Regions from separate parts of the Homo sapiens genome. Here region 1 is linked to region 2. The links are chromatin loops, found by intact Hi-C in ENCODE. Cell type or tissue: mammary epithelial cell. All regions are shown on one strand. Links, peaks and the distances in the headings refer to the core of each region. The heading gives the core; the rest is flanking DNA. Region 1 has its middle 240 kb from the start of ZPLD1. Region 2 has its middle 14 kb from the start of NFKBIZ.

Region 1 (2,919 bases), core at 118-2,617, 330 kb before region 2:
AACCTGGATTTCCCACTGACTCGTTAAACTCAACATGCCCAAAGCAGAATTTCTTATCTCTTCTTCCTTCTCAAATATGAGGATCGTCTTTCTTTCAGCTTGGAGGCAGCAATCGTCACAGTGCCCTCTTGCCTCTTCACCGTAGTAACATCAATAACCACAGAGTTGACATTTATGGAACTCAAATGCTATGTTAAGACTTTACAGACATTTTTTAATTTTCTCAAGAAATCTATGAGGTAAGTACTATCATCACCCTTACTTTACAACAAGGAAATTAAAGCTTAGGAAGGTGAAGAAACTTGCTCAGGGACACCCAGCAAATAAGTGACAGATCTAAATGTCAGACATAAAAATGTGTCTCCATAGCCCAGAGATCACACTCCTAGCCCCACACACTCTCATAAAAAGACTCACTAAGTCTGGAATTGTGAAAAATGAATGTTTACAAATGTGAGAAAATAAAATAAAATTCAAAATGTAAAAATTGATTAAGATGAAAACATATGTTGTTTATTCAAATGTAAGTGTCCACCTGGATCAACCTGGCTGGCTCAGCTTGGCAGTCAGTTCTGGTTTCTTCTTGCCACAATCTTGTCTATTTTGAATGCTAGACTACATTGAGCAGACCCTTTGTCCAAGGGAGACCTGGCTTCCAGATCCTGTAGGATCTTCAGCTTCTTCCAAATGCTGCTTATTAGAATTAACCTCACATCTTTGAGCTAGTAGACTCCCCTTTTGGTCTGAATTGACCCTCTGAGCCCAGCCACATTCCCTGCAATAAGAAAAGCACTTCCCTAACTTAAAACCAAGCTTCAGACCTCTCTGAAACTACTTGCTCCTCTTCCTCTCTCTAAATGACTCAACTGGAAGTTCTGACATTTCCATAACACATTCTTCTATGTGTGATTTGGTACTGAATGATATGTTACACTAAGTGATTCCCAAGGCTGGTGCGACCCCTTAGTAAAGACCAACATTACCCATTTCCCATAACCCAGGCTGTTGTCATGGCCTGTCTAGTGGTTCTGTGGCCCAGATTTCATCATCCTTGGAGCCAATCTGGATTTGTCAACTCCCACCCAATCCCCACCCCATTCTTGCCCCCATCCCCAAGGCCTAGAAGACTTTTTAATGATTCCTTCAGTTTTTTAAGACACTGTCCCTCCACCGAACTTTCCTAGGATATATTCTTGTTCTCAACTCATTTGCAGGGCAGTGATCTGTATAGTTTGTTTTGTTTATACAAACATTTATTGAATACCAGCTATTATGCCAACCACTGTGCTTTGAGATTGTGCTAAAGTTAAACAATGAGAAATAATCCCTGAATTCAAGGAAATGCTAGTCCATGTGGAGAACCAATAAGCACACAAATTATACAAGGCAGTGAACCAAATGCTCAGTCAAGTCTGAGAATGGAGCCTCCAAGCTGAAATATTAGTCTTTAGAGCAGAGGTCCTGTGGGCACTATACCTTTAAGGTTCCTAAGGACAGGAAATGAATCTTGTTTATTATTCTACCTCAACCTCTAGCAAGTACTTCAGTACACAGAGCCAGTGCTCAATAAATAGTTGTTAAATGAATAATTGCACCTCCTTACAAATTCCAGGTGATCTGAGTTACATTACGCAGGTTTCACAGAGCCAGACCAGGTAAATGAGAATACTCTTAAATTGTATCCCAGCAGTGCGGTTCATGAGAAAGAATTCTAATGTTGGGCTGGCCCTGAAATCAGTGAAAATGTGCTTTCTCCTAGCAGCCCCCATCTGCCGACACAACTTATCTCTACTGAATATATCTTACACATCCTCAAGTTCAGCTGGATACTTGAGCCTGCAGTCTTTTGCAACCTGTTTGAAAACTTCCAGAAGCAGAAGACTTACTCTCCATGAGGCTCAGTGCAGCTCAGACAACCAAGAACTCTTTCTTTTTGATGAGATAACATGTGTCTTCCTGAAATCTCCACACATTTGCCCTAGGTTTGGCCCCTGAAAACACAAAGAACAAATATGATACTTCTTCCAAAGAATAGCTCCTCCTCAGATACATGGAGGTTGAAGCTCACTGAACCTTCTCTTGGGCTGCCTAAAACTGTCCTCAATGTTACCAATTATCCTGCACTTTCTGAGTTCCCTCATAGCCTTGACTAGTCTCCATTAAACACACTCTTAATTTCTTATATCTTTTTTTGAGTTTAGTAACCACTATAGAAGAATAGAATATACTACTCCAAGTACCACCTGATATCAACATAAACAAGTGCTATTACCTTCTCTATTCTAGATATTATATCTAAATTAACATGGCCTACAATCATATTAAATTTTTATCCCAATCATAGCACATTGCTGATTTATGTTGTGTTTACTGTCGAACAAATTTTCACGTAAGATATTGCCAAGTTGTTTCTCTTCATCTGGGACATTGTATAGTTGATTTTTGACCTAAGGGTGGGGTTTTTCATTTTTTCCCCATTACATTTTATCATGGTAGATTCAACTTATAATTCTAGTAGATCTCTTTAAGGTCCTAAGTCTGTCATTCAACAACTTCAATATTTTTCCCAGTTTAAGCTAATTCATTTATTAATTTAAAATGGGTAATTTATTGAGTACTTCCTGGGGGCTGGACATTGTTCTAAGCACTGGGGATTCAACAGTGAACAAGACAGACAAAGCGCCTGTTTATGTGGAAATCACAAGTGTTAGGGTACAGGTAAGAGAAGGGCTGGGAAAGGGGGCATTGTGAGGTGAGGAATGCCCTCATGAGATGAGCATGCCTTCTATATGTTAGATATTTAATAAGAATTAACCTGATCTCTCTCTCCAAGTTGACAAAAACACTCTGGATATGCTCTCCTGACCAGTTACACTTCTCAGTTGTCTACAGGAATGCCCACTGAGAACCTGGCATCAA
Region 2 (2,919 bases), core at 242-2,741:
CAGGCTATAGGATTGCTCAGAAAGAAATATTCATAAGTTCTAGAGATCTATTGTACAACATTGTCCCTATTATTGTACACTTTACAATTTCGTAAGAAAATAGAATGTTCTTACCATGATAAAATGATTTTTTAAAAAAGGAAATATTAATCTTACTCATTTTTTAAGAGAAATAATGATAACAGAAATTATTATAAATCCTCTTTCCTGGTGTAGTAAGTTTTAAGTTAAGGCTGCCCAAAGATATGTCCACATCCTAATCCTCAGAACCTGTGAATGTGACCTCATTTGGAAAAAAAGTCTTTGTACAATTTAGAATACTGAGGCCGGGCGTGGTGGCTCATGCCTATAATCCCAGAACTTTGGGAGGCCGAGGCAGACAGATCACTTGAGGTCAGGAGTTCGAGACCGTCATGGCCAAAATGATGAAACCTCGTCTTTACTAAAAATACAAAAATTAGCTGGACATGGTGGAGCACGCTTGTAATCCCAGCAACTTGGGAGGCTGAGGCAGGAGGATTGCTTGAACCTGGGAGGCAGAGGTTGCAGTGAACTGAGATCGTGCCACTGTACTCCAGCCTCGGTGACAGAGTTAGACTCCGTCTCAAAAAAAAAAAAAAAAAAAAAAGGTCAGGTGCCGTGGCTTACACCTGTAATCCCAGCACTTTGGGAGGCCAAAGTGGGCGGATAATCTGAGGCCAGGAGTTCGAGACCAGCCTGACCAACATGGTGAAACCCCGTCCCTATTAAAAATACAAAATTAGCCAGGTGTGTAGCCAGGTGTGGTGGTGCATGCCTGTAATCCCAGCTACTCGGGAGGCTACTTGAATCCAGGAGGTGGAGGTTGTAGTGAGCCAAGATGGCACCATTGCACACTCCCCCTCAAAAATAAATAAATAAATAAAATTGAGATGAGGTCATCCTGGATTACTCAGGTGGCCCCTAAATTCAGTGGTAAGAGTCCTTGTAAGAGATATACAGAGAGGAGGCACAGGGAGGAGAAGGCCATGTGGAGATGGAGCAGACACTGGAGTTATATTGCCACAAGGCAGGGAACACCTGGAGTCACTAGAAGCTGGAATAGAAGGCATGAATTCCACCTAGAGCCTTTGGAGGGCACATGGTTCTGCCAACACCTTGGTTTCAGAATTCTGGCCTCCAGAACTATGACAAAATGAATTTCTCCGAGTTAAGCCACCAAGTTTGTGGTTATTTGTTAGACAGTCCTAGGAAACTAATATACTTGAGAAACTTAAACACCAGAATCACCTTAGAAAAGTGATTTCTGAAAGCAGGAAAAAAAAATAAGGTGACTCATGATTGTATCTTCAAAGCTAGTTTCTATACCATAGGATCCAACGTGCCTGGCACACTGCACATCTTCATCAGTTGCCACTTCATCCCCATACGCATTCCAGAAACCCATTCTGTTACCACCATATGGCTACTGCCCAACCACAGCTACTCTCCAAAGTCTGCATTTCCTAATTAATTTAGACTAAAACTGCATTAGAATCACCACATATAATCTGCCAGAAGCCCTGAAAATCCTGGAGATTCTGATTCAGGAAACCTGGGGTGGGGCCTAAGTATTTGCATGTTTAACAAGCTTCACATAAGATACTAATGTCGACCAAAGACTGAAACTTTGAACCTAGGGCACTCAGCAGCTGCACTATCTCACCCCCAAACCCTCTTGAGCTGACAGGCAAGGGGAATGGTGTGATGGAGAGAGCAGGGACAACAGGCCAGAGGACAAGGAGTACAAAGGAAAAAGCAAGACACATTTTGAGAGGAATCTACAATCAGCTGGGCGTGATGGCTCATGCCTGTAATCCCAGCACTTTGGGAGGCTGAGGTGGGCAGATCAGTTGAGACCAGAAGTTCGAGACCAGCCTGGCCAACATGGTGAAACCCCATCTCTATTAAAAATACAAAAACATTAGCCAGGTGTGGTGGTGCGTGCCTGTAATTTCAGCTACTCAGGAGGCTGAGGCACAAGAATTGCTTGAACCTGGGAGGTGGAGGCCGCAGTGGGCCAAGATCTTGCCACTGACTCCAGCCTGGGCGACAGAGCGAGACTCCGTCTCAAAAAAAACAAACACACACACAAACAAAAACAACCAATCTTACCCCTCCTAGAAATGTGCCACCCATGCAATGTTTCTGGGTCTGCACAGACTCCAAAGGCTTGAAGCATAAAAGTACTGGATTAAGTCATAAACTGTATGTAGATAATAAAAATATTTATACACTGAAGAATAAAATATGCCAAGAAAAAAAATTTTTACAAAGTGTTGAAATTAAATTCAACTTAGGAACTATTTATTGAATGTCTACAATGTGTCAGATACTGTGCTAGGTGCAGGGCCTCTGATGACTAATAAGGCAGTGTCTCCCCTTCTCTCAAGGATTAATCCAGGGCACCAGCAGGTATAGCCAAAACCTAGTAGCATGGTTACAAGTAATCTCAAACCTTGTACCCAGGCCTGATCTCAGAGGAACCATCACAAACTTAGCCAGTGACTGAAGCTGATTTCTCTCTGAGGTCGTATTCAATACAGAACAACTGAGGTTATCAGAAAATGGAAGTTAGTGGTCGTATGTTTAAGTTGACATTTGTTAAAAGTCAGAGACATTTGAGGAAATTTTCCTGTCCTGATTAAGTAAAAATATAGAAAGGATATTAAATGTTACTGATTTGACTAACAAATTGAGCTGGAAGATTTGGTCTCTGACTCTTGTAGGGATTCCTTAGTCAATATCAAACTACAGCACTAACAGTCCTTTGCAAAGACAGACTGCCTGATTTTTTTCCTTAATGAGTCCAACTATGCCCATGCCCATTTTCATTAACATATCATCCATGTCACTGTGAAATCATGTGGCAGAATTAAATTCAGAACCATGATAGCCAAT

What was found. Peaks named below come from ENCODE experiments on the same cell type or tissue, not always from the same donor. Only the 100,000 strongest peaks of a DNase experiment are listed, where the experiment ranks them.
Region 1: it touches region 2 in a loop (9-fold over the local background); 5 of 110 quality-filtered maps call a loop at or near these places.

The regions. Positions count from the first base shown.
Region 1 is chr3:102,191,416-102,194,334 of GRCh38, reverse strand. No RefSeq gene overlaps it. Among named protein-coding and RNA genes, the nearest start is that of ZPLD1, 240 kb to the left of the region's middle. In mammary epithelial cell, for the core only: no CTCF peak of the experiment used is centred there; a DNase peak (open chromatin) is centred at 1,604; H3K27ac peaks cover 2,500 bases.
Region 2 is chr3:101,862,546-101,865,464 of GRCh38, reverse strand. No RefSeq gene overlaps it. Among named protein-coding and RNA genes, the nearest start is that of NFKBIZ, 14 kb to the right of the region's middle. In mammary epithelial cell, for the core only: no CTCF peak of the experiment used is centred there; DNase peaks (open chromatin) are centred at 1,534 and 2,464.